Linked DNA regions of Homo sapiens: region 2 is linked to region 1. The links are chromatin loops, found by intact Hi-C in ENCODE. Cell type or tissue: MCF 10A. All regions are shown on one strand. Each heading gives the region's core, and the rest is flanking DNA. Links, peaks and the distances in the headings are about the cores only. Region 1 overlaps COL25A1 (collagen type XXV alpha 1 chain). Region 2 overlaps COL25A1 (collagen type XXV alpha 1 chain).

Region 1 (11,426 bases), core at 3,374-7,373:
TTCAAACTACTCTGAATGTGAACATTTCTGTCACCCAAAAAGCAGCGAGTAGGGAGATGACCCTTGTCAGAGTTATAAATGACCTCCTCACATTGTGGAGAAATTTTACTTTCTCCTGCAGTCTTATCCTTCGGCACTTGATCTTAGTACAGCTTTCAACACCATCTATTATGACATAGCTTGAAAATGCTTGAGGGTGTTTGCCTTTCTGTCTGTTTCCATTTTAAAATAGTTTCATTCTTACCCTTCAGACGGTTGACATCATGTATCCATGGCTGCCCATTGCTCTGGGGCTAAAATGTTTGAAGCTGGTGTTCATTGGGCTTCTAATACACACTCATAGCTATTTAAAATTTTTAGTCTGCCTTTAGGCCTAGTACCTGCTAGACAGAATAGTGACTGTCAGTGTTAGCTGAAGAAAGTAATGTTTAAAATAATGTTGCCGCTTTTGTTCCTTAGCAGGAGTGTTGGGGGCGGGGGGGTGGTGGTGGGAAGAGGCAATAGATGGAAGGCTAGTTTTGTTTTTATTAGCATTATGGAAATAGAGATCTGAAAGAAATTCCACAAGCTGATAGTTTATCCCATGTTCCCTAGAGCAGTGCTTGGTCTTGTGCTTAAGTATTGCTGTATAGATATGGATTCCACAATCTCTCATTTTCTACTGTTTCCATTCTAAAAGTTTATTGTTTTTAAAAATTTTCCTTTGTATGACTTTAATGCGTCCTGCTTTGGTTTTCCATTTTCATTTAGCCCATGGTGGTCACTTATCAAACCCTTTACTTATTGTTTGGTGTTGTGCCAATTAGCTTTTCTGATGATTTGCTTTAAACACAGCAAGAGCAATCATTGCAGGACCCTTTACTGCAGAGGTCCCCAGTCCCTTCAAAGTTCGGGTATCGGTCCATGGCCTCTTAGAAACTGGGCCTCACAGCAAAGGAGGTGAGCAGCAGGCAGGCAAGCCAGTGAAGCCTAATCTGTATTTGTAGCCACTCTCCATTGCTTGCATTACTGCCTGAGCGCCACCTCCTGTCAAATCAGCAATGGCATTAGATTCTCATAGGAGCATGAATCCTATTGTGAACTGTGCATGTGAGGGATCTAGGTTGTGCGTTCCTTATGAGAATCTAATGCCTGATGATCTGTCACTGTTTCCCATCACCCCCAGATGGGACCATCTAGTTGCAGGAAAACAAGCTTAGGGCTCCCACTGATTCTACATTATGGCGAGTTGTATAATTATTTTGTTATCTATCACCATATAATAAAGTGCACAATAAATGTAATGTTTTTGAATCATCCCCAAACCACCCCTGGCCACTGGGTCCATGGAAAAATTCTCTTCTACAAAACCAGTCTCTGGTACCAAAAAGGTTGGGACCACTGCTCTACTGTACTTACTAGTGTAGCAGATATTCTTATTAGGAATCACATGCAAAGTGTTCTTCATTGTTGTCTCAGGAATCAGCAGAACACCAGGGTTAGCACATAAAAAGCACTCGATAAGTGATAAATTGATTAATACATTAATAAGCTACTAGGGTTAATAAAAGTTGAAAGTGGGACAAAGAACAAATTCCCTCTTAAAGAGAGAGTTAATTTTACTGTGAAGCACAAAGCAGATATTGCTGATATAGTTTAAAACACCTAAAAAATCATATTCATATGACCCTTCAGAATTCTGATGAGTGTAGATATATAGTTGTTCCTTGGTGTCAGTGGGAAACAGGTTCCAGGACCTCCCATGGATACCAAAATCCATGGATGCTCAAGTTTCTGATACAAAATGGAGTAATATTTGCATATAAGCTATGCATATTCTCCCTTACACATTAAATCATCTCTAGATTACTTATAATACCTAATACAACATAAGTGCTATGTAAATAATTGTTATACTATACTGTTTAGGGAATAATGATAAAAAAGAAAAGTCTGCACATGTTCACTACAGATGCAATTTTTTTCCCAAATATTTTCTATCTGTGGTTGGTTGAATCTGCGATACAGAATGCATGGATACTGAGGGTTGACTGTATTTATTGTTAATGCTTAAACATTTGAAATATGCATTGTCAGTTAGAATTCTCAGGAAACACTCGATGTTTTGGTATTTATGTGGGCTTTTAAGTGCATACATAAGATCGTATAGATTGTTAATTTGGCTAAGTCTGTGTGGACTATATGGTGGGTAAAATATACACAGGAAGTGAAAGGCATAAAATTCTTAATATATTTTTATTACATATTGTGTTAACTTTTTTCCTTTGGGGCTACATTTTTTCAATGTTAATAGATGTCTTTGAGAAAGAAAGTATAATCTAAAAGTGTGTACTCTCCCAAAATTTTGTGAGAAGATCTAATAGGTTAAAAAATAAAGTTTTAATATACTTTGATATTTCATCTATTTTGTCATTCTATTTTATTCATATCACATAATAGCAATTCTTATGATCATTTCCCCCTTCAAACGTGACTCTAGTCATGTCTTGTCTTTAATTCCAAGTATATAGAATAACTTAAAATTTCTTCTCTGTTTGTATATACATCTAGCTCTATTAATAAAACACTTCCAATTTTAAAGTATATGTATTTAGATAACTAATTTAGTAATTATTTTATTATAATAGGAAAGAAAGTGCCTACATATCACTTGAAAATTATTTAAAAGAACAAAATAATGAGACTAACAGTGATATTCTGTTCTGGTGTTAAAACTTCCACCATAGATTCTAGCAACTCAGAAAATGCTGATGTTTCCTGGATTTTGAATTGGTACTTAACTGTCATATTCTCATCATAAAACTGTGAGATGATGTCATCTGGGGAATATTATCTGCTTTTAGAGGACTTGTGTTACTGAGAAACTTAATAACCTATTTTGGTGAAATTACCTTTTCTTTGTTGTTTTGCTTCTTTGTTAGGGATACATGCAATACAGAGCTCACCTAACTTTAGCATTGTGTTTTGGGGGACCTATTTTGTGTACAAATGTGTGAGTTTATGTTACCAATTCTTAAGTCATGCGCATACTTCTTACAATCTTATTAAGAAACTTTATGCTTTTCTGGTGTCTGAGTGGTATCAATGGCACTCTAGTAACTAAAAATTTGCTAAAACAAGCTTAGTTTTCTTAAATGAAACATCTATGATTTTCTTAGCTGTATGATTCCATTGAATGCCTAAATGGTGGCACTATTATAAATGAGTAAATCATTTAATCATATTCTCATAATTAATGAGAATAATACACAGAACTCCCTTCGGATAGTATGTTAATTTCATTACTTAAACTAAGTCACATCATCAGGAATCCAACTGCCTATATAAATTTCATACTGTTTAAGGAGCTTGGGAGAACTCTTTGGATTATATACATTAGCTAACCCTGTTTAACATTTCATATAATTTGGCATATGAATGAATGTTGTACATTTCATTTTCTACGACAATGGGAATTTTTAAGAGTAGTTGCTTATTCTTTCTTCAAAGCAAAGAAAGCCAATAATACTCTCAGGTGGGGGGACTAGAATTGTTTATTTTTTCTGGTGCCATTTTGATTTATTTCTCAACTAGTCCAAACAGCAACACAAACATTGAGTCTGCCTGAATCAAGGGTCCCCAGTCCTTGGGCCACTGACCAGTCCTGCTCCTTGGCCTGTTAGGAACTGGGCTGCACAGCAGAAGGCAATCAGTGGGTGAGTGAACATTACTACCTGAGCCCCACCTCCTGTCACATCAGTGGTGGCATTAGATTCTTATAGGAGCGGGAATCCTACTGTGGAACTGCACATGTGAGGGATCTAGGTTGCATGCTCCTTACGAGAATCTAATGCCTGATGATCTGAGGTGGAACAGTTTGATCCGAAAACCACAGCCACCCACCCTTGTCAAAAAATTGTCTTCCACGAAACTGGTCCCTGGTGCCAAAAAGGTTGGGGACCACTGGCCTAAATAATCTACATCTTTTTGTGGGTTGAATGATTAGAGTCTGGGCAAAAGGACATTGTTTTTGTTTTTCTATTTATTAAACTGTTATTTTTAGTTGTGGCCTTGTGTCATGGAAATGACATTGAGAAATTAGTAGAATCCAACTAGTGAAATGCCAAAAAATTAGTAGACAGAAATAGTGAAATTAGTAGAATTTGGCAAAATAATAGAGACCTGAAGATATGATCTATGAGTAGATATTAAATGCAGTGTTTTCAGCCTCTAAGGAAAGCAGCCAGGAAAGATATGATAGCATCTCAAAGTATGTAAATTATTGCTACAATGAGTAGAGGAACATTGATTATCAGTAGACCACACAAACAGATGAAGCTACAATATCCCAAAGGATACATTTTGTTGTGCTTCAGAGATAAACCTTAAATATCTAGCAATCTGAAATGTTATATTATTAAGCCAAAATCCCAGGGGGCACTTATTAAAGAAGATCTGCAGCGATTGTGTTATTATTTTTGAGTAAATACACACCAGGTGGAGGAGCCAGCTCAAAGGATGAACATGAGTTTTGTCCTTTTGGAAATCTCTGGTCTAATGGATCTGTACATTCTCATGATGCCCATCATGGAGGTTATTTCTAGAGGTATTTCCAAATCCTAGAGTGATTTTAAAGGAAGATTAGCAGCCAAAGTTACATTCAGGATTTGAAAGGTGTTTGAAGTGCTCATTTATTCTGAGGTAAGAGGCCAAGGTCTTGGTTTCTCTCCCTCCACCATGCCTCCCCTCCTGACAACCACCAAACACCCATGCACATGCGCCCCTCCCCCACACACACATACACATGCACACACACATTATCAGTATCAGAGGTTCTGAAATAGGCCAGATTGTGTGTATAACAGTATAGTGATCCCATCTGGAAACTGAAGGAATAATGGTAAATCTGTCCTCAGAGAAAAGTCTCAACCTGATAAAACCTGATTTCAGGGACCAGCCCAGAACACAGTGGAGGAATGGAATAAGCCATTAAATCCCACACTGTGCTGCAGAGTCAGGGCAACTCATGTTGGAGGTTGGAATGGGGTGGTGCGGAGCAGTATAAAGTTTTATGTGGGCCCCCTGTAGAGTTATGCAACTGATTTAACACATCTGGGCAAGGAATAGCTTGGCAGCTGTAGTGCTGATTGCGAAATTTATGATTGAGTAATAAGACATCTTGGTGAGAGTGGAGATGCATAGTGGTCATGGTGTTGTCATCTCAGAGCCTTCAAAAGGTTTCAGAAAGAAAACAGAAAACTTGCAGAAGGTTCTGCAAGCTAAGAATGTGGGTGAGTCTGTGTTACAGACCTTAGAAAGGACAGAAGTGGTGAAATCACTGTTAGCCACCAGATTTGGGGGACCCATATTGATTCTATAATTACAGGGAGAACAGAGTTCTAAAATCTGGGATCCCTGTGATATGACTGAGTTACATTTTACATGAGAAAGAAAACATCAATGATAATAGTAACCACAAGACCAAATTTCAAAATAACAGATTTCTCATTGTTTGACTCTCTCAAAACTCATCCATACAAAATACATAAACTGAGCTTATGAAAGAGGAAATGTAACTATTAAATAAAAAATGTTCAACCTAATTAGGAAGGAAGAAAACGTGAGTTAAATTAAGGTAACATCGTTCATCTGTTAACAGAAATTTGAAAATTAATGAAATTATCCAGTGGTGACATAGGTATGGAGACTCAAAGTATTATATATTTCAATACATAATAGTCATTATGAATTAGTATATATATTTTGGAAAGCAATTAGGCAGTATATGTCAATTTCCACAAAATGGATTTTCGACTCCTCTTAGCCCAGGAGTTGTATTTCTGAAACTTCATCCCAAGGAAACAATCCCTATTATGAAAAAAGAAAACAAAAACCCTATCTGCACGAAAATGTTCCTCATGTTAATAGTAGCCAAAATGTGTGCATGTGTCTTTATAGCAGCATGATTTATAATCCTTTGGGTATATACCCAGTAATGGGATGGCTGGGTCAAATGGTATTTCTAGTTCTAGATCCTTGAGGAATTGCCACACTGTCTTCCACGATGGTTGAACTAGTTTACAGTCCCACCAACAGTGTAAAAGTGTTCCTATTTCTCCACATCCTCACCAGCACCTGTTGTTTCCTGACTTTTTAATGATCGCCATTCTAACTGGTGTGAGATGGTATCTCATTGTGGTTTTGATTTGCATTTCTCTGATGGCCAGTGATGATGAGCATTTTTTCATGTGTCTTTTGGCTGCATAAATGTCTTCTTTTGAGAAGTGTCTGTTCATAACCTTTGCCCACTTTTTGATGGGGTTGTTTGTTTTTTTCTTGTAAATTTGTTTGAGTTCATTGTAGATTCTGAATATAAGCCCTTTGTCAGATGAGTAGACTGCAAAAATTTTCTCCCATTCTGTAGGTTGCCTGTTCACTCTGATGGTGGTTTCTTTTGCTGTGCAGAAGCTCTTGAGTTTAGTTAGATCCCATTTGTCAATTTTGGCTTTTGTTGCCATTGCTTTTGGTGTTTTAGACATGAAGTCCTTGCCCATGCCTATGTCCTGAATGGTATTGCCTAGGTTTTCTTCTAGGGTTTTTATGGTTTTAGGTCTAACATGTAAGTCTTTAATCCATCTTGAATTAATTTTTGTATAAGGTATAAGGAAGGGATCCAGTTTCAGCTTTCTCCATATGGCTAGCCAGTTTTCCCAGCACCATTTATTAAATAGGGAATCCTTTCCCCATTTCTTGTTTTTGTCAGGTTTGTCAAAGATCAGATGGTTGTAGATGTGTGGTATTATTTCTGAGGGCTCTGTTCTGTTCCATTGATCTATATCTCTGTTTTGGTACCAGTACCATGTTGTTTTGGTTACTGTAGCCTTGTGGTATAGTTTGAAGTCAGGTAGCGTGATGCCTCCAGCTTTATTCTTTTGGCTTAGGATTGTCTTGGCAATGCGGGCTCTTTTTCAAAGACTTGGAATCAACCCAAATGTCCATCAATGATAGGCTGGATTAAGAAAATGTGGCACATATACACCATGGAATACTATGCAGCCATAAAAAAGGATGAGCTCGTGTCCTTTGTTGGGACGTGGATGAAGCTGGAAACCATAATTCTCAGCAAACTATCGCAAGGACAAAAAACCAAACACCGCATGTTCTCACTCATAGTTGGGAATTGAACAATGAGAACACTTGGACATAGGAAGGGGAACATCACACACCGGGCCTGTTGTGGGGTGGGGGGAGGGGGGAGGGATAGCATTAGGAGTTATACCTAATGTAAATGACGAGTTAATGGGTGCAGCACACCAACATGGCACATGTATACATATGTAACAAACCTGCACGTTGTGCACATGTACCCTAGAACTTAAAGTATAATAAAAAAAGAAATAGTAGCCAAAATGTGTGGGCAACCAAAATGTTCAACAGTAAAATCAGGATCATGGATTTTGTAATTATTCTAAAATGAAACATCTACTTAACCAAATATGATTAAAGATCATGAATATGAAGATTGACATAACATGGAAAGGGCTTATGATGTGGGATTAAGTAAAAAAAAAAAAGATTAAAAAATGTTATGCACATGAAATAAACTTATCAAATACATGCTCATAAAAGTACACTGGTGCCAAACAATAGTTGTGTCAGCAAAGTGAGAGGGTTTTTTTTTTGTTTTTTGAGACAGAGTCTCGCTCTGTCTCCCAGGCTGGAATGATCTCGACTCTCTGCAGCCTCCAACTCTTGGGTTCATGCCATTCTCCTGCCTCAGCCTCCCGAGTAGCCGGGACTAGAGGCATACACCCCATGCCCGGCTAGTTTTTTTTTATATTTTTAGTAGAGACGGGGTTTCACCTTGTTGGCCAGGCTGGTTCCGATCTCCTGACCTTGTGATCTGCCCACCTTGGCCTCCCAAAGTGCTGGGATTACAGGTGAGAGGGTTTAAAAAAAAAAAAAAAATTATTGCTCTTCTTAATTTTTGAAATTTCCTATTATATAGTTATCTTGCTTTTATTTTCAAAAATTGTATATTTTAATATTTAGCTATTTAAGGTAAGTAGCATATGCTTATTTCATATATGAATAAAGAAAGTGAGTTTTCAAATGTTTAGAAGCCAGCAGCTTCCACATTTCCTGGACAATTCCAGTTCTCATGATTTTCTCCAGGAAAAGAAAATAGCGCCATAGAGGGATATGAAGATTTCATTTACAGAGAGCCCAGAAAGTGTTCTTGTCTTGGCTTGCACTGCACGTCCCAATTCTTTATTGTTCCACCTTCCTTTTAGATGTAGTCACAAATGTTTGCCATTCAGCTTTTGACTTCAGCATACTTACACTGCTGGGACTGGCTTAAATGATCATGGTCCCTGATGTTCTACATTGAAGTAGTAGTTAAAAGTTGACGTGAAATTCCACGTACTTTAAAACTCATTAGGGGCTGGACATGGTGGCTCTCACCCAGCACTTTGAGAGGACTGCTTGAGGCCACGAGTTTGAGACCAGCCTGGGCAGCATAGCAAGACACCTTGTCTACTAAAAATAAAAATAAATCAGCTGGCTGTGGTGGTGCATGCCTGCTGTCCCAACTACTGGGGAGGCTCAGGTGAGAGAATTGATTGAGCCAGGGAGGTCGAGGCTGCAGTGAGCCATGATCATGCCACTGTACTCCAGCTTGGGTGACAGAATGAGATCCTGTCTCTTAAAAAAAAAAAAAGAAAACTAATTAGGTATTGTTAATTTTAAATTGCCTTTTTTTTGGCAAGTCTGCAAGAGTTTTCTGCTCAGCCAAAAAAAAATTTTTAAAGTTTAAAATATTTAAATATTAAATATTTTAAAAATATTTGAATTTTATAGAGTGGTTAAATTATAAAGTGAAGAAATTCATATTTCTTGAGGGCTTAATATGTGTCATAGCCTGTGCTATTCATATCTCACCTCATTCTTCATCATAATTATTTCCTCTTATAGGACCTGACTATGTCTTTCATAGGACTAATCTCAGTATGTAAATATGTGACATATTTCTTGTTTTCCTTGTCTCCTGTCTCCTCTGTTTGTATGTAAGCTCCATTGTAAAGGCTCTGTGCATCTTTTCTCTGTTTTAACTGTACCACCGAACCCAGAGCCAGGCCATAGTAAGGTCTCTAATTATTTTTGAATAAGTAAATACTTCGTGAGGTCATATTTAGTATTTCCATTTTATACATGAGGAAACTGAGAGTCACACAGTTGCCACATTTAGAAAATCACATATTTAGTGGTGATAGAATTATAATCCAGGCTTATAAGCACCAGAACATATTATCTTTTCATTTGGCCATGCTGCTGGTTTTATGTTTTAAACTACTATATAGGATTATCAGATTCATTATAGGAGATTTAGAAGTAAACTTCCTTTGACAAACTGACAATTTTTAAAATCCTGAGTTTGTTTGCTTTCCCTCCGATTTTGCTCTCTCTCTTCTCTCCTTTTCCCTACCTCCCTCCTCTTCCCTGCTTCCCTCCCTCCCTTCCTTTCCTCTTTCCTTCCTTCCTCTCTCCCTCCCTTTCAGTCTGGCTGTCAAAAATGGTAAATCTGTTGCATGTGCACCAGGTCCTTAGACTAAATATCCTGCTTACTCATTACTCATGTTTCTTTTTTGCTTTTATCTTTTCATTCAACTGTAATAATCCAATGTTGTGTTGAGTTTGGGGAGCCTTTAATATGTCATTAGGAAGACTTTGATAAAAGAAAAGGGCAGATGTCCCACCTGTGAAAAAGCAATAATACAGGAGATTAGTTTCCCAAGTCCAGCATGGTGCTTACTGCACTGGCCAGCTTCCAAGCTACTGAAGATATGCACAGCTGGCCTTGGAGGAGCCACCGAAAGCAATGGCACGCACCCCAGTAGACTTCTGGTTATTGTGTAATGAGAACTGAACTTGATTTTCGATTATTGTTGCATCTTTGACATTCCTTTGGTGAATCAGGCCACATGATACCCAGTATGGATTACCCAATGAAGTCACTATCTCATTGACTTTGGTTCTGAGATCTGACCCTCATGATTTCCCAACACATACTTTAACTGTGTTGAATTCTATTGGGAAAACTGTTCATTTCTCTAATCCCTTTTCTTCCATCTTTTCCTCCTGTTCCATTTTGCTTCTTTTCCTCCTTAAATCATTACCATAGTCTTGGCCTCAAAAAAATCAGCATAAGCCAAAGGCAGTCTCTTGAGGGAGATATTACTTTCATGTGTGGCCTAAACTTAGTACATAAACTACTCCCTGGAAAAGAAAACAAAAACTGTTCACCAGGAGATGGAGAATATATTCTTCTGTAAAGAAATTTTTCCACTGTGCTTCCTGATATCCTAAATGTTCCCCAACACGATGAAACAAAATTTAGGTTCCTGTCTGGCACCAAAATATTGTCCAATGGAAATATTTTTAAAAACACTCTGTGACTGTAATTTTTAAATGCAGTGAAGACAAAAATATTTTCAATTTTTTTTTTCCTTAGACATCAAAGAGTTTCACTGTGTTTAGATTAAAAGTGCTGGGGTAGGGGACCCCGGTGCTCAATGGAGTCTCAGCCATTATATACATTCAAAAAGTATGGGTATTTGAAGAATATAAGTTATTGAGATTATTTCTATAGTGAGTCAGATGAAAGGGTTTTTTCTTAATGTTGATATTTTTATATCCATAGGATGTTCTCTTATAAAGCTTATTATGCTTCCAGAGGACAGTGGCAGGTGTAAGACACGAAGCACAACTAACTCAAAAGAGTTCCCTCTTGGGACCGTTAGTTCACCATTGCTATCTTCCTATGTGAAAGCCAAAAAAAACCTTGAAGGCCACATGTGTCTATATGAAAATCCTTATAAGAAGTTGCAAATATTGTGTAAGAATGAGAATAATTTTATCTGAAAATATTATATTATCAAAGTGACATGGTGAAATTTGATTTTGGGGCTGGGTGTAGTGGCTCACACCTGTAATCTCAGCATTTTGGGAGGCTGAGTTGGGAGGATTGCCTGAGGCAGGATCACTAGAGACTAGCCTGGGCAACATAGTGAGACCCCATCTCTACTAAAAGATAGCAATAAAAAAATTAGCCAGGTGTGGTGTCATGCACCTGTAGTCCTAGCTACATGGGAGAGTGAGGCAGGAGGATCCCTTGAACCCAGGATTTTGAGGCTGCAGTGAGCTATGATCATGCCATGGCACTCCAGCCTGGGAGTGCTGGAGACAGAGCAAGATCCTGTCTCAAAAAAAGGAAGAAAGGAATTTGATTATTTTGGAGTTCGTTCATCCATAGGTTCACCAAGTATCTATTTATAATCTACCATTCTCCTAGGCACTAGAGTTCAAAGATGAATTAGATTGGTTCTCTGTTTTTAAGTGCTTGAGAATAGTAGATGAATGCTGACTTACAAAGAAATAACTGCAAT
Region 2 (11,426 bases), core at 3,594-7,593, 78 kb after region 1:
CAGTTTCCTCTTTAAATTGTATTATAATTATTCATGAACACTTTTTTCCTTTCTCTCTTTTTTTTGCAGAGCTTTTTTTTATTGTTATACTTTAAGTTCTAGGGCACATGTGTACAATGTGCAGGTTTGTTACATAGGTATACATGTGCCATGTTAGTTTGATATACTCATCAACTTGTCATTTACATTAGGTATTTCTCCTAATGATATCCCTCCCCCAGGCCCCCACCCCACAACAGGCCCCGGTGTGTGATGTTCTCTGCCCTGTGTCCATGTGTTCTTGTTGTTCATCTCCCACCTACGAGTGAGAACATGTGGTGTTTGGTTTTCTGTCCTTGTGATAGTTTGCTGAGAATGATGGTTTCCAGCTTCATCCATGTGCCTGCAAAGGACATGAACTCATCCTTTTTTATGGCTGCATAGTATTCCATGGTATATATGTGCCACATTTTCTTAATCCAGTCTATCACTGATGGACATTTGTGTTGGGTCCAAGTCTTTGCTATTGTGAATAGTGCCGTAATAAACATACGTGTGCATGTGTCTTTATAGTAGCATGATTTATAATCCTTTGGGTATATACCCAGTAATGGGATTGCTGGGTCAAATGGTATTTCTAGTTCTAGATCCTTGAGGAATCGCCACACTGTCTTCCACAATGGTTGAACTAGTTTACAGTCCAACCAACAGTGTAAAAGCATTCCTATTTCTCTACATCCTCTCCAGAATCTGTTGTTTCCTGACTTTTTAATTATTGCCATTCTAACTGGTGTGAGATGGTATCTCATTGTGGTTTTGATTTGCATTTCTCTAATGACCAGTGATGATGACCATTTTTTCATATGTCTGTTGGCTGCATAAATGTCTTCTTTTGAGAAGTGTCTGTTCATATCCTTTGCCCACTTTTTGATGGGGTTGTTTGTTTTTTTCTTGCAAATTTGTGTAAGTTTTTTGTAGATTCTGGATATTAGCCCTTTGTCAGATGGATAGATTGCAAAGATTTTGTCCCATTCTTTAGGTTACCTGTTCACTCTGATGATAGTTTCTTTTGCTGTGCAGAAGCTCTTTAGTTTAATTAGATCCCATTTGTCAATTTTGGCTTTTGTTGCCATTGCTTTTGGTGTTTTAGTCATGAACTTTTTGCCCATGCCTATGTCCTCAATGGTATTGCTTAGGTTTTCTTCTAGCATTTTTATGATGTTAGGTCTTACATTTAAGTCTTTTATCCATCTTAAGTTAATTTTTGTATATGGTGTAAAGAAGGGATCCAGTTTCAGCTTTCAACATATGGCTAGCCAGTTTTCCCAGCACCATTTATTAAATAGGGAATCCTTTCCCCATTGCTTGTTTTTGTCAGGCTTGTCAAAGATCAGAGGGTTGTAGATGTGTGGTGTTATTTCTGAGGCCTCTGTTCTGTTCCATTGGTCTATATATCTGTTTTGGTACCAGTACCATGCTGTTTTGGTTACTGTAGCCTTGTAGTATAGTTTGAAGTCAGGTAGCATGTTGCCTCCAGCTTTGTTCTTTTTGCTTAGGATTGTCTTGGCTATGCAGGCCTTTTTTTATTCCATATGAAGTTTAAAGTAGTTTTTTCCAGTTCTGTGAAGAAAGTCATTGGTAGCCTGATGGGGATAGCATTGAATCTATAAATTACCTTGGGCAGGTTGGCCATTTTCATGATATTGATTCTTCCTATCCATGAGCATGGAATGTTTTTCCATTTGTTTGTGTCATCTTTTATTTCATTGAACAGTGGTTTGTAGTTCTCCTTGAAGAGGTCCTTCACATCCCTTGTAAGTTGGATTTCTAGGTATTTTATTCTCTTTGTAGCAATTGTGAATGGGAGTTCACTCATGATTTGGCTCTCTATTATTGGTGTATAGGAATGCTTGTGATTTTTGCACATTGATTTTGTATCCTGAGACTTTGCTGAAGTTGCTTATCAGCTTAAGGAAATTTGGGGCTGAGACGATGGGGTTTTCTAAATATACAACTTAGAAACATCTGCAGAGACAATTTGACTTCCTCTTTTCCTAATTCAAAACCCTTTATTTCTTTCTCTTGCCTGATTGCCCTGGACAGTACTTCCAACACTATGTTGATTGGGAATGGTGAGAGGGGGCATTCTTGTCTTGTGCCAGTTTTCAAAGGGAATGCTTCCAGTTTTTGCCCATTCAGTATGATATTGCCTGTGGGTTTGTCATAAATATCTCTTATTATTTTGAGATACATTCCATTAATACCTAGTTTATTGAGAGTTTTTAGCATGAAGGGCTGTTGAATTTTGTCTAAAGCCTTTTCTGCATCAATTGAGATAATCATGTGGTTTTTGTCATTGGTTCTGTTTACTTGATGGATTATGTGTATTGATTTGTGTATGTTGAACAAGCCTTGCATCCCAGGAATGAAGCTGACTTGATCATGGTGGATAAGCTTTTTGAGGTGCTGCTAAATTCTGTTTGCCAGTATTTTATTAAAGATTTTTGCATTGATGTTCATCAGGTATATTGGCCTAAAATTCTCTTTTTTTGTTGTGTCTCTACCAGGCTTTGGTATCAGGATGATGCTAGCCTCATAAAATGAGTTAGGGAGGATTCCCTCTTTTTCTATTGATTGAAATAGTTTCAGAAGGAATGGCACCAGCTCCTCTTTGTACCTCTGGTAGAATTCGGCTGTGAATTCGTCTGGTCTTGGACTTTTTTTGGTTGGTAGGCTATTAATTATTGTCTCAATTTCAGAGCCTGTTATTGGTCTATTCAGAGATTCAGCTTCTTCCTGGTTTAGTTTTGGGAGGTTGTAAGTATCCAGGAATTTATCCATTTCTTCTAGATTTTCTAGTTTATTTGCATAGAGGTGTTTATAGTATTCTCTGATGGTAGTTTGTATTTCTGTGGGATCAGTTGTGATATCCCCTTTATCATTTTTTATTGCATCTATTTGATTCTTCTCTCTTTTCTTCTTTATTAGTCTTGCTAGTGGTCTATTTTGTTGATCTTTTCAAAAAAACAGCTCCTGGATTCATTGATTTATTTGAAGGGTTTTTTGTGTCTCTATCTCCTTCAGTTCTGCTCTGATCTTAGTTATTTCTTGCCTTCTGGTAGCCTTTGAATTTGTTTGCTCTTGTTTCTCTAGTTCTTTTAATTGTGATGTTAGGGTGTCAATTTTAGGTTTTTCCTGCTTTCTCTTGTGGGCATTTGGTGCTATAAATTTCCCTCTACACACTGCTTTAAATGTGTCCCAGTGATTCTGGTACATCGTGTCTTTGTTCTCATTGGTTTCAAAGAACATCTTTATTTCTGCCTTCATTTCGTTGTTTACCCAGTAGTCATTCAGGAGCAGGTTGTTCAGTTTCCATGTAGTTCTGTGGTTTTGAGTGAGTTTCTTAATCCTGAGTTCTAATTTGATTGCACTGTGGTCTGAGAGACAGCTTGTTGTGATTTCTGTTCTTTTACATTTGCTGAGGAGTGTTTTAGTATCAATTATGTGGTTAATTTTGGAATAAGTACGATGTGGTGCTGAGAAGAATGCATATTCTGTTGATTTGGGTTGTAGAGTTCTGTAGATGTCTTTCTATTAGGTCTACTTGATCCAGAGCTGAGTTCACGTCCTGGGTATCCTTGTTAACCTTCTGTCTTGTTGATCTGTCTAATATTGACAGTGGGGTGTTAAAATCTCCCATTATCATTGTGTGGGAGTCTAAGTCTCTTTGTAGGTCTCTAAGGATGTGCTTTATGAATCTGGGTGCTCCTCTATTGGGTGCATATATGTTTAGGATAGTTAGCTCTTCATGTTGCATTAATCCCTTTACCATTATGTAATGGCCTTGTCTCTTTTGATCTTTGTTGTTTTAAAGTCTGTCTTATCAGAGACCAGGATTGCAACCCCTCCTTTTTTTTTTTTTTTTTTTTTCCCATTTGCTTGGTAGATCTTCCTCCATCCCTTTATTTTGAGCCTATGTGTCTTTGCATGTGAGATGGGTCTCATGAATACAGCACACCGATGGGTCCTGACTCTTTATCCAATTTGCCAGTCTGTGTCTTTTAATTAGGGCATTTAGCCCATTTACATTTAAGGTTAATATTTTTATGTGTGAATTTGATCTTGTCATTATGATGTTAGCTGGTTATTTTGCCCGTTAGTTGATGCAGTTTCTTCCTAGCATCGATGGTCTTTACAGTTTGTCGTGTTTTTGCAGTGGCTGGTACCGGTTGTTCCTTTCCATATTTAGTGCTTCCTTCAGGAGCTTTTGTAAGGCAGGCCTGGTGGTGACAAAATCTCTCAGCATTTCCTTGTTTGTAAGGGATTTTATTTCTCCTTCACTTATGAAGCTTATTTTGGCTGGACATGAGATTCTGGGTTGAAAATTCTTTTCTTTAAGAATGTTGAATATTGGCCCCCACTCTCTTCTGGCTTATAGGGTTTCTGCCGAGAGATCCACTGTTAGTCTGATGGGCTTCCCTTTGTGGGTAACCTGACCTTTCTCTCTGGCTGCCCTTAACATTTTTTCGTTCATTTCAACCTTGGTGAATCTGACAATTAGGTGTCTTGGAGTTGCTCTTCTCGAGGAGTTTCTTTGTGGTGTTCAATTATTTCCTGAATTTGAATGTTGGCCTGCCTTGCTAGGTTGGGGAGGTTCTCCTGAATAACATCCTGAAGAGTGTTTTCTAATTTGGTTCCATTCTCCCCGTCACTTTCTGGTACACCAATCAAATACATATTTGGTCTTTTCACATAGTCCCATATTTCCTGGAGGCTTTGTTCATTTCTTTTCACTCTTTTTTCTCTAATCTTGTCTTCTCACTTTATTTCATTAATTTGATCTTCAATCACTGATATCCTTTCTTCCACTTGATTGAATCGACTATTGAAGCTTGTGCACGTGTCACGAAGTTCTTGTGCCATGGTTTTCAGCTCCATCAGGTCATTTAAGCTCTTCTCTACACTGGTTATTCTAGTTAGCCATTCATCTAACCTTTTGTCAAGGTTTTTAGCTTCCTTGTAACGGGTTAAAATATGCTCCTTCAGCTCGGAGAAGTTTGTTATTACCAACCTTCTGAAGCCTACTTCTGTTAACTCGTCAAACTCATTCTCCATCCAGTTTTGTTGCCTTGTTGGTGACCAGCTGTGATCCTTTGGAGGAGAAGAGGCACTCTGTTTTTTTGAATTTTCAGCTTTTCTGCTCTGGTTTCTTCCCATCTTTGTGGTTTTATCTACCTTTGGTCTTTGATGTTGGTGACCTAGAGATGAGGTTTTGGTGTGGATGTCCTTTTTGTTGATGTTGATGCTATTCCTTTCTGTTTGTTAGTTTTCCTTCTAACAGGCCCCTCAGCTGCAGGTCTGTTGGAGTTTGCTGGAGGTCCACTCCAGACCCTGTTTGCCTGGGTATCACTAGCGGAGGCTGCAGAACAGCAAATATTGCTGCCTGATCCTTCCTCTGGAAGCTTTGTCCCAGAGGGGCACCCGCCTGTATGAGGTGTCTGTCGGCCCCTACTGGGAGATATTTCCCAGTCAGGTACACGGGGGTCAGGGACCCGCTTGAGGCAGCAGTCTGTCCCTTCTCAGAGCTTGAACGTCGTTCTGAGAGAACCACTGCTCTCTTCAGAGCTGTCAGACAGGGACATTTAAGTCTGTAGAAGCTGTCTGCTGCCTTTTGTTCTCCTATGCCCTGCCCACAGAGGTAGAATCTATAGAGGCAGTAGGCCTTGCTGACCGCAGTGGGCTCTGCCCATTTGGTGCTTCCCAGCCACTTTGTTTACACTGTGAGCTACTCAAGCCTCAGCAATGGTGGACGCCCCTCCCCCCATCAAGCTGCAGCCTCGCAGGTCAATCTCAGACTTCTGCGCTAGCAGTGAGCAAGGCTCCATGGGCATGGGACCCACTGCACCAGGCACGGGAGAGTATCTTCTGTTCTGCCAGTTGTTAAGACTGTGGGAAAAGTACACTATTTGGTCAGGAATGTACCGTTTCTCCAGGTGCAGTCTGTCACGGCTTCCCTTGGCTAGGAAAGGGAAATCCCCCGACCCCTTGAGTTTCCTGGATGAGGCGATGCCCCTCCCTGCTTCAGGTAGCCCTCTGTGGGCTGCACCCACTGCCCAACCAGTCCCAGTGAGATGAACCAGGTACCTCAGTTGGAAATGCAGAAATCATCTGTCTTCTGTGTCAATCTTGCTGGGAGTTGCAGACCAGAGCTGTTCCTATTTGGCCATCTTGGAAGCGACCTCCCCTCTGCCTCTTTTCTCTCTTTCGTGATAGATTTTCTGATCTTCAAAGGCAGGATCTATGCTTTCTTTCACTGTTAGTATCCCCCACAACACCTAATTTCTTGTTTTTTTTTTTTTGAGATGGAGTTTCACTCTTACTGCCCAGGCTGGAGTGCAATGGCACAATCTTGGCTCACTGCAACCTCTGCCTCCCGGGTTCAAGCAGTTCTCCTGCCTCAGCCTCTGGAGTAGCTGGGATTACAGGAACCTACCACCACGCCCAGCTAATTTTTGTATTTTTAGTAGAGATGGGGTTTCATGATGTTGGCCAGGCTAGTCTCAAACTCCTGACCTCAGGTGATCCACCCTCCTCAGCCTCCCAAAGTGCTGGGATTACAGGCGTGAGTCACCGCACCCAGCTTACCTAATTTATTTTCTTGCACATGGTGGAAGTTTAACAACTATTATTGAGTTGTAAATGGTACATATGAGTGCTTTAGGAAAAGGAGGTTGAGGGAAAGAGAAAACTATTAGCTTTTTAGAATTGGAAGTGCCCTAGCCCATTGTGGATGAATGGATAAAGAAAATGTGGTATGTTTACACAACCGAATACTATTCAGCCTTAAAAAGAGAAGGAAATCCTGTCATTTGCAACAACATGGATGAACCTGGAAGACATTATGCTAAGTGAAATAAGCCAGGCACAGAAAGATAAATACCTCGTGTTCTCATGCGTATGTGGAATCAAAAAATGTTGATCTTACAGAAGCAGAGGGTAGAATGGCAGTTATCAGCAGATGGCAGGGTTTGGGGTGGGAGTGTGGGATGATGTTGTTCAAAGGATACAAAATTCCAGCTAGGAGGAATAAGTTTAAGAAATCTATGGTACAACATGGTGACTACAGTTAATAACAATATACTGTATTCTTGGAAAATGCTAAGATTGGATGTTAAGTGTTCTCACCACAACATGATAACCATGTCAGGTAATGCATATGTTATTTAGCTAGACTTGGTCATTCTACAATGTATATATACTTCTGAACATCATGTTGTACATGAAAAATGCATATAATTTTTATTTCATTTAGCCTTGACTTGAGACTCAGAATACATATAATTTTCTCTGTCAATTAAAAATAGAATAATAAGAACAAAAAAAAAACAAAACAAACAAAATATAATGACCTAGTCAGTAATATCATGTGTCATAAATAGTGCCATTTAAATGACATCTCTGAGGTTCCTAAGCCCTGAGATTTTACTGAACACTTAGCAGTTTCAATAACTTGCGTCCACATGGTTTGGAGTGTGGATACCTTTGTTTCCTTCATTATGGTAGTTTATTTACATTGATATTTAATCTTTGGTGAAAATAAACAGTACTAACCCAGGGCCATACTTATGTTATGTTATTTTATTTTGTAACAATTTATTTGTGGGGTCTGAGGCTTGGCTTTCTTGGGACTATCATAGAAAATAGTTCATGGTGGTTGTGTATAACCACACATTCCTTAGATATCAATATTCTTCCACTAATAAAGACTTTTATACAAATTGTAGAAGCTAGTTATATTTTAAAACTTTCTCAGGATTCTATCCTGTATTCTTTACAAAGATCTATTGACCATGACTTTGGCCCAAATAACCCCATCAGTATCTTCAACAGAGGATAGTGAAATAGTAGGACATTGTATTAATGGCCTTCAACACTAAGACCATTTCTTTCGCATAAAATTGTTAGTTTCAAAGCCTCATAACTCTCTTTTGGAGTTTCATGAACATAAAGGAGATATAATTGCCTTAGGAATTTGGAGGAGTAAAGTGTTATGCGTGTTGTAATTCTGTATTACTCAGTGAGAAAAAAATGTGAGAGAAACCACAAGCAAGTACCATCGGACAACTGCACACAGGGGCTTGAGGCTGCCATTTGTACTTTTTCAGATGCTCTTGAAAAGAAGTGGAGGATGTCACTTTGCCTTTTCCCCCAAATCTTTCTTTGCTTCCTTCTGTGTGTGTGTTCTAATTATTAATTTCATTTCACAGTATTTTACTAAAATTTACAAAACTCAAGCTGTGTGTGCCTTAAAAAGGAATTATTCCTGAATAAAATATTATATTTTGGGGCAGTATTTAACTTTCTATTCATATGTTTTTAATTATATACTAAGCTCTTTCTAACCTAACACTTTAGAAATTCCCATATTTCATGTGTGTGTTCCAATCCAGCCTTTTTCAGATCATATAGCCTGACTTGGGGGCGGGGAGTGGAAGTAAATATACATTCTCCAAGAAATTCAAAAAGCGTGTGCCTTTGCATGCATATGTGTGCATGTGTGTGCAGAAAGTATTTTGCTCACTACACAACAGAACTGTCATATTAAACTAAGAATGTAGTCTATCCTAAAGAAATCATGCTAGACTTGCAAAGTATTATCATTTTCTGTTATATTATTTTATGTGGTGGTTGCATTATAAAGAGAATGATAATAAAAGTCTTAATATATTAGAATTTTTGATGTTTTATGAAGCAGATGGTTAATATGATATGAAAAACTCCATTGTACTCCAGATAGTTTATGTCTTTAAGAGTACACATGGTATAACGGCTTATTTATTTTACTATAATCCATATTTCATTGTTTTTAACATGATCATTTGTGTATTTAAATGGTGTAGTATCATCTCAGAGTTTAATTTTATCTTAGAATTTTTCTCACTGAAATTAGCTGAAGAATTTCTATTGCCTACTTTATGCTATGTTTTCTAATATATTCCTCTCAATTCTGCCTGAATAAAGGTAAATAACACGTAGCATTTCATGAATAATTAACTTAGTCCAACAATGTTTTGCATCTGTGGAAGCTGTTATCACTCCCTGAATTTACTCATTACTGCATCTTTATACAATACTGAGCTATAGAAAATGCACAATAAATTTCTGTTAAATAAATGTACATATTTAATCATTCAGATTTAATGATAATTTTATATGCATTTGATGATGAAATTCTGAGCCTACTGAAAATATCAGCTTTTAGCAGTCTGGTTGTACAATAGCAAATGAAACACATACAGGGTGAAGGGTATGGGCTCCAGGGGTAGGTACCTGGGTTTAAGTTGTGGCCTACCACTTATGAGCTGTATGACTTTGGACAAGTTAACTTTTTTCCTTCAGTTTTTCAATGTAAAATGAAAATAGCTGGTTTAACTTAATATGTGACCTAATGAAGCACTTAAAACAGTGTACTGGCACACATATATAACTGTTATTAGTAAAGGCATATTTATGCACATGTAAACACCCACATATATACCTTCTCACATAAGCACTCATACTGAGATAGAGCCATAATGACTTGATATTGCCCTTAGAGGTGGTACTTTACTTGCTGGATAAACACTTAATATAATAATAACCTCAAAGTAGATAGATTTTTTGGGATAAATAATTCAATATTAAAGTTAAGAAATAATGGAGCAACTATCACTGTTAGATATGGTTATAGCATAAGACCCTCTATGTAAATAAACATTTATGTGCACACGGTATGTATAATTTTCTTTAAAGAGAGCAAAGTTTTAGTTCAAAATGTTCTTCAGTGAAGTAAGATTAATTCACTTTGAAATATTTCAGACTTTAAAAATTTTACTTTTAAATTTTGTGATGTATATTATTTCTGTAGATATAATTTCACATATATATTTTTATCGATTCTTTTGAGATATATATATATATATATATATATATATATATATTTTTTTTTTTTTTTTTTTTTTTTTTTTGAGATGGAGTTTTGCTCTTGTTGCCCAGGCTGGAGTGCAATGGTGTGATCTCAGCTCACTGCAACCTCTGCCTCCCGGATTCAAGCGATTCTCCTGTCTCAGCCTTCTGAGTAGCTGAGATTACAGCCCCGCCACTATACCTGGCTAATTTTTGGTATTTTTAGTAGAGACGGGGTTTTACCATGTTGTGCAGGCTGGTCTCAAACTCCTGACCCCAAGTGATCCACCTGCCTTGGCATCCCAAAGTGTTGGCATTACGGGAGTAAGCCACTGCGCCCGGCGTATTTGGTAATTTTTATATCCTAGCCAAAATTCTTGATAGGCTAATTTTATTTTCTCTCTAAGCATCTTCAGACATTTCAACTGATATCACATTTTAAATATATACTTATTTTTTGGATAGTAGAGAGATTAAAATGGGGAATGCTATATGATAGTAGTTAGAAAAACAGTTCCAGAAACATGTTGTTCTGTTTTCTCTCTTTTGGGTAGGGCATGCTTAAATCTGGTTAGCACAGTGAGTGTAGCAGAGTCTAATCTTTCACCAAGTTAATGTTAGCCTATACACTTTAAGGTTTGTATTTTGTCTCTCCAAATGATCAGTATATCCAGTGCTAATTATTGGAACTCTTAAATCAGGCAGAATTGATCATAGTAATTCAAAATTAGTAAATTTTATTTTAATAAAAAATACGCAGAATTGAAGACAAGTCAAAGCTGATGTATCCTTAATTGATATAGTCAAGTAAATATCATCAATTATCATTTTGCTTAGAAGAGTTATAGCACACCTTCCTTGAAACTTCTTACGTGGCAACCTAAGCTATGGGGCTACTTGAAAAAAAATAAACATAGTAGAATTTTTCATTTGTGAAGGAAACATTACTACTTGCAATAAGCTCAGCACCACCATTGACATTTGTGCACACTGTGCACTGCACAAAGCAGCTCAGCCAAGGGGCAGGCACAGTTTGAAATCCAGCTTCTGCTCCACTTGCCTAGCTGGGAGCCTGGCAGCGAGCTTCATCTGGATGGAAGCCTCCTCTAACTGATCCAGTCCCAATTTGGGCCAGCAGGACCCTGAATAAAGTGCATGCAGTTTACTCAGAAGAAAACTACCAAGTCTTTGTGGTGAACATAATGATCTGAGATGAGAATAGGACATCCAGGAGCAGATGTAGAGTGGTCAGTAGGCAGAGTCCTGGAGAGAGGCCACAGTGGGATAGAGTGGACAAGTAGTAGCTGACACTGTGGAAATAAAGGGGATCCCCAGAGAGTGTGTAGAGGGGAAGAAAAGACAGAAATGAGGGTAGGGTTAATTATGAATTGCAGAAGACGGAAAGGTCCAGGGAAGGAAATTGAGAAAGCCCCATTAGTCGAAGACCCAGAGGAAAAGTGTTGCCAGTGAAGCTAAGGGAGAAATGGTGAGCATGTGAAATG

What was found. A loop is a pair of places that touch in the nucleus more often than their neighbours do. Peaks named below come from ENCODE experiments on the same cell type or tissue, not always from the same donor. Only the 100,000 strongest peaks of a DNase experiment are listed, where the experiment ranks them.
Region 2: a loop joins it to region 1, with 2.1 times the contacts of the local background. A loop is called at or near these places in 1 of 110 quality-filtered maps.

The regions. Positions count from the first base shown.
Region 1 is chr4:109,066,490-109,077,915 of GRCh38, reverse strand. The region is part of intron 3 of COL25A1 (collagen type XXV alpha 1 chain); the gene reads left to right. Among named protein-coding and RNA genes, the nearest start is that of COL25A1, 230 kb to the left of the region's middle. In MCF 10A, for the core only: no CTCF peak of the experiment used is centred there; a DNase peak (open chromatin) is centred at 5,125.
Region 2 is chr4:108,988,773-109,000,198 of GRCh38, reverse strand. All of the region lies in intron 6 of COL25A1 (collagen type XXV alpha 1 chain), which reads left to right. Among named protein-coding and RNA genes, the nearest start is that of ETNPPL, 230 kb to the right of the region's middle. In MCF 10A, for the core only: no CTCF peak of the experiment used is centred there; no DNase peak of the experiment used is centred there.